2 separate regions of the Homo sapiens genome follow, and region 2 is linked to region 1. A link is an interaction called in ENCODE POLR2A ChIA-PET data of the cell type or tissue named here. Cell type or tissue: MCF 10A. All regions are shown on one strand. Each heading gives the region's core, and the rest is flanking DNA. Links, peaks and the distances in the headings are about the cores only.

Evidence for each region. Peaks named below come from ENCODE experiments on the same cell type or tissue, not always from the same donor. Only the 100,000 strongest peaks of a DNase experiment are listed, where the experiment ranks them.
Region 2: POLR2A ChIA-PET joins it to region 1 with 21 read pairs; 2 of 35 experiments call an interaction of 5 or more read pairs at or near these places.

The regions. Positions count from the first base shown.
Region 1 is chr4:38,384,040-38,386,961 of GRCh38, reverse strand. LINC02513 (long intergenic non-protein coding RNA 2513) reads right to left here. Exons shown (of 2, transcript NR_149123.1): 2 at 1,203-1,585. Among named protein-coding and RNA genes, the nearest start is that of LINC02513, 19 kb to the right of the region's middle. RefSeq lists an enhancer at 1,180-1,474. In MCF 10A, for the core only: no CTCF peak of the experiment used is centred there; DNase peaks (open chromatin) are centred at 1,101 and 1,631.
Region 2 is chr4:38,619,745-38,622,666 of GRCh38, reverse strand. The region is part of intron 6 of KLF3-AS1 (KLF3 antisense RNA 1); the gene reads left to right. Among named protein-coding and RNA genes, the nearest start is that of KLF3, 43 kb to the left of the region's middle. RefSeq lists an enhancer at 1-539. In MCF 10A, for the core only: no CTCF peak of the experiment used is centred there; a DNase peak (open chromatin) is centred at 1,496.

The sequences.
Region 1 (2,922 bases), core at 234-2,733:
AGGAAGCTAAGAGCCATGAAACACCTGCTGAGTGGCAGGACTTCCTCATGGCTTTCTGTGTAGCAACTCAGTTAAGTCTAATCAGGCAGGTGCTATCACTGCCCTCATTTTACAGATGGGGAAACTGAGGCTCAGAGAGGTGAAGTAACTTGGCCACAGTCACATGCTATGAGTGGTGAAGCTGAGGTTGAACCCCAGCAATGTGTGACTTTCAAGTGTGGATATTCCACATTAAGAATGATATTTACATGGGAGACTTCACTTTACGTGGTTTTAAAAGGTTAAAGTGTACATCAATCTCTAGTTTAAAGATACTGAGGGCGCTTTTATTTAACATGTCCTAGTAGCAAATTTTCCTGTAAAATGTTTAACTTCTCTCTGTTTAGTTTGGCAAGTTTGAATTTTTACATGTTGTGTTTTCTTACAGTATAGTGCATCTCTATTGTTCAAAAAAATAAATTTCAGGCCTGGAACTTAGTTAAATTCTGAGGTTTTGTGGGTTGTCCTTTAAAAAAATTTTTTTTACTTCTTTTCTTCCTTTCTTTCTTTGTTCCTGCCTGCCTCCCTGCCTTACTTTTTCCTTCCTTCCTTCTTTCCTTTCTTTTCTTCTTCCTATTCCTCCTCCTCCCCTCCCTCCCTTCCTTTCTCTCCCTCCCTCCCTCCCTTCTTTCCTTCCTTCCTTGCTTCCTTCCTTCCTTCCTTCCTTCTTTCCTTCCTTGCTTAAGTCAGGAATACATGATCTAAAGATCTCTCTGTGTCCTTCTAAAATAGCTGAAGCTCAAAGCCAGTAATTACTAGCAAAAAAATGACCATTTTTGTTGCCAATTCTGAGCACATTATCTTGAAGCTCAAAGCCTGGCCTAAAACAACTGAAATTATAAATAATTAACATCATGAATATCTCACAGGTCCAAATTCCTCCACGAGTAACCGCAGAATTCCTTTCTGTTCTCTGATCTGTCAATGCTACCTTTGCAAATGCCAGTTCCAAAGACATAGAAGCAAATATTGCTCAATGTTTTTATTAATGACTATGATCATGTTCAAGCAAATTGTGCATGTTCAAGGCACATTCCCTGTTCTCTCTCTTTAAGAAAAAAAATCACTAAGCCCCACCCTACCCCACCCTTAGCTTTGAAAGGTCTGAAGTCAGTGGTGCCTGAGATAGAGCCAAGATAAAACGAATTGAAAACAAAATGAGCTTTTTTTTTTTTTTTGAAACTTTTGTTTCCAGCTTATAGACACTCCCACCTCAAGTTGCAGAATCCTAGGGATCTGACCCAGTGTCACCTTCAGCCCCAATGGGGCCTTTAGGCCTGTCCTATGTAGGCTGAGGCCCCTCCCAGGTCAGTCCCTACCCCCATTGGAGGCGAATTAACTCTTTCAGGGGAAGACTTGTGCTGGCTTCCAACAACCCAATCTTCCTACTCTGGAGGCTAATCTTTTCCCCTTTTATGCTTTTGCCTTCATAATAGTCCTCATTCTTCTTCCAGAGGGTTAGAGGGTGAAAATAGCCAAGAAGCAGTTGCAAGAAGGCTCTGAAGTTCACATCTTGTGGGTAGGGCCGGCAGTAGGCAGGAGAGACCTGGGAGAGAGATTAGGTGAAACATTAGCCACAACCTTTTGGATTCAGTCCAGTGTCTTTCAATTATTTCTTGATGTGCTTTGGGTACTGGGCTTATTTGGCATGAGACAGGCATCCATTAGAAGATTTCACAATGATTTGCCATGTTACAGTTCTAAACATGCGAACTCATCACCAAAGAAAATTTATGTTTTTACCGCCTTTTCCTCCCACCTCTCCCTGGGGAGCTGCAGGAAAAAGCAATCCAAACGAATTAATCAAAATGACTAGGTTATGCTCTAAAAATAATAAACGTTGCCGTAGTCTGGATCTTTTTCAAGTTTGAGCTTATTTTGTGAGCTTGAATATCGATACGTCAAAGCGCATGTGCATGTATATATTTTTATTAGAGGGATGTGGACTATTGCATGAGGACAGGTAAGTTATTAAGATACACAAATGCAATTGCTCTCATAATACTAGACTGCATTTCAACTAAGTTAATTAAGCTACTTGGCCAATGAAGAGGCAAAGGGTAGGTGCCTTAATGATTCCTTAACTTGTCTCATAAGCCAGCCTTGCAAATTAGGATAGGCTACAGAACTTGAGCTCTGAAAACAAAGCAGGACAGAAACTGAGGTGCAGACTTAGAACAATAACAAAAAGGAAAAATGTCTCCTTGAGCTTCCCTTACCTACTGCATAAGACATTGCTAGACAAAAGCAAAAGGACTGGAAAAAGTTGAAAATTTATTCAAAAAAGTTAGTAAATAATAACAGAAAACAAGCAAACAAGAAACTGTTATTATCTTCATATTTTCAAAATATCTTCTAAGAGATCAGCTCCAAAAGAAAGTTTTAATATAAAAAGAAACCTGTAGCTGAATCCCGAGTTTTCAAGGCCTTCTTGTATTGTGAGAAGGCAATTAGATCAACATTAGGGCGAGGCCGAGAGGGAAAAATCTGTATTGGGAAAAAGGAAAGTGGTGATGATCAGGGTAGAGTCTCTTCTTATTTTAAATGATGCAGTTATCTGATTTTTAATTGACCTTTTTCCCTAATGTATACCCCAAATATCCTCAAGCAAGATGTTTAAAAATCCAGATCCAAACCATCCACAGCCCTTGATGATAATTTATCCATGTTAGGCAGGGTGACGAGGCCCCTGTGATTGTCAGAAAAAATTAGGAGCAAGGATTCCCCAGCTTTATTGTGCATGTCCTTTGTCTCTGGATCTGATCCCTGATGTTATTGGGCTGAATCACAAGGTTATTTCCCACCTAAGAAATCTCATCTGGCTTGAGAATGCTCCTTAGATAATTTCAGCGTCTTTATTCTCCAGAGAAGGTTGATTTCAGT
Region 2 (2,922 bases), core at 94-2,593, 240 kb before region 1:
AAAAAATTAGCCAGGTGTGGTGGTACATGCCTGTAATCCCAGCTACTTGGGAGGCTGAAGTGGGAGGATCACTTGAGCCTAGGAGATCAAGGCTGCAGTGAGCTGTGCTGAGGCCACTGCACACCAGCCTGGCCAACAGAGCAAGAACTTGTTTCAAAGAAAAAATAAATAGGCTGGGTGTGGTGACTCATGCCTATAATCCCAGCACTTTGGGAGGCCAAGCTGGATGGATCACCTGAGGTCAGGAGTTTGAGACCAGCCTGACCAATATGGTGAAACCCTATGTCTACTAAAAATAGAAAAATTAGCCGGGTGTGGTGGCACGTGCCTGTGGTTCCAGCTACTTGGGAGGCTGAGGCAGGAGAATTGCCTCAATTCTCAGGAGGTGGAGGTTGCAGTGAGCCAAGATTGCACCACTGCGCTCCAGCCTGGGTGATAGAGTAAGACTCTGTCTCAATAAATAAATAAATAAATAAAAATAAAGGTAAGGAAAGTGAGGCACAGTTAGTGTGTGGTGGTCCGGGATTCAAACCCTGGCTAACTAGTTCTCCAAGTTCTTGCTCTTAATCACTCAGCTATATCAAATCTCAGTACTCCTGTTGTGGGGAAGATATGAGGCATCAAGCCTAATAGAAATGTAAACTTGTACCTGAGTCTCTGTTCCAGGACACCGTGTTCTGTTTAATTAGAGAGGGAGTCATAAACGAAGTGATTTTGTAGAATTTTTTTTTTTTTTTTGAGATGGAGTCTTGCTCTGTCGCCCAGGGTGGAGTCCAGTGGCATGATCTCGGCTCACTGCAACCTCCACTTCCTGGGTTCAAGCGATTCTCCTGCCTTAGCCTCCTGAGGAGCTGGGACTACAGGTGCCCGCCACTGCAACTGGCTAATGTTTATATTTTTAAGTAGAGACGGGGTTTCACCATGTTGGCCAGGCTGGTCTCAAACTTCTGACCTCAGGTGATCCGCCTGACTTGGCCTCTCAAAGTGTTAGGTGTTTACAGGCATGAGCCACTGCGCCTGGCCTGATTTTGTAGAATTGTAAAGATAGAGTCCAGTCCTGTTAAACACACCATGCAGAAACCTCTTTGGAGATCCAGGGGCAGCACACATTGACAGAAAGCAAGGTTAACTTCCCCGAAGACGGGTGCAAACAGAAGATAAACAGGAGGTGAGGTGCTGCAGCGGAGACCCATGACTTGTAGCTTGGATCAGATACCTGAGGAAAGTAGACTGACCTGGGTGCGTTAGGGAGGGCGGCAATAAGGCTGAAGTCCTGTTTGACCAAGGTGATGTGGGCTGAATCGGCATCCTTACAGGAGGCCTGCTGAACTTCATTCATTGCTTTCACAATATAAGAAAGTCAATTTTGTAACACAGGTGTCCCTATAATACTGGCCTGACTGTTTACTTCTGCTTCAGTCCCTGAGCATATGAGTAAATACTTCAGGCACTATAACGAGCAGAAACTTGAGACAGAGCTTATCTTGTAATGCTGGGTCTTGCATCATATCCAGGGTGTGGTGTTACTTTAGAAGGCAAGTTAAATAATTACGTGTTTTCAGATTGAGCAAACAGTGCATGTGCTCTGAGAAGGCTAAGGATTCATACTCTGAGAGCCCAGTAAATTAACTTATTCAGTGGGATGGTAGGCTCAGTACCTGGGTATGTCAAATGGTCTCAATATATTACATATAAAAACATACACACACATGCATATACATACATACACATATGTGTGTGTACATAGATATGCATGTATACATATAGATATATACATATGCATGTGTATGTATAGATATATACATATGCTTATGTTAAATATTTATGTATCACCTTGTATATAATCATACTTACTTACAAAACAGCCCGGAAAAGCTTGGAGATGTTAAGTGAATCAATTAAAGCTAATTCAGGCAAGCCTCAGTCATTGACCCACCCAATGTGTACTGTCTTTATGACATGTGATATATTTAGTACAGTACTTTGTGTTTTTGATGTTCCCTAACAACATAATAAAGTAAAAAAATTAATGTTGAAAAACATTAGGGTCACCCTAAACTGCCTTCTTTAGAAAATACAAATGTGACATTCTTTCATTAGTTACATTATTCTCTTATTCTATTGTTATTAATTCGTTACATTCTTTTAAATAGCTACATTTTTTATTCTCTTATTCTTTCTTTCTCTTGGACAGAGAGATTGGAACTGTGTCTAACTCTGTCATGTAGTAACTATTGTCATGTAGTAAATGTTCATAAGCATCAGTAGTGATGATCTGCAGCCCCACCCCTGCCTGGTCTCTGTTTCCTTGGTTTATTGCTCTTAGATAATTTCTTCCTTTTTCTATTTTTGCATTTTCAAGAACAATGCAAGGCATGATAGTTATCTGATTCAGGACTTTTAAAACACACTTGAAATATGACAACTGCTTGTTATTCTAGCTCGATAACAAATCTAAGGGCAAGCTATTGAGCACTGATTTGTCCTTTTCTTCCTCATTCCAGCTGCTATGGACCTAAAGTGGAGGGCTTTGAAATTTCCTGCTTAATTGGGCTGCATGTCATTGCTGTCCTTAGAAGTTGCTCTGGGATGCAGGTGCTGGTTTCTTGGATCTCCTTTGCTGGAATTTTGCATGTCTTGTTTTGTTGTTGTACCAGCTTTGTGGATCAGCCAACATCCTTGGCTTGCCCTGTGGGGAGTGGGGTGGGACACATCTTGGATTGCTCTATTCCAGGGATGTCCAACATTTTGGCTTCCCTAGGCCACATTGGAAGAAGAAGAATTGTATTGGGCTACACATAAAATACACTATCACTAAAATAGCTGATGAGCTAAAAAAAAAAATCGCAAAAAAAATCTCATAATGTTTTAAGAAAGTTGATGAAGTTGTATTGGGCCACATTCAAAGCTTTCCTGGGCCAC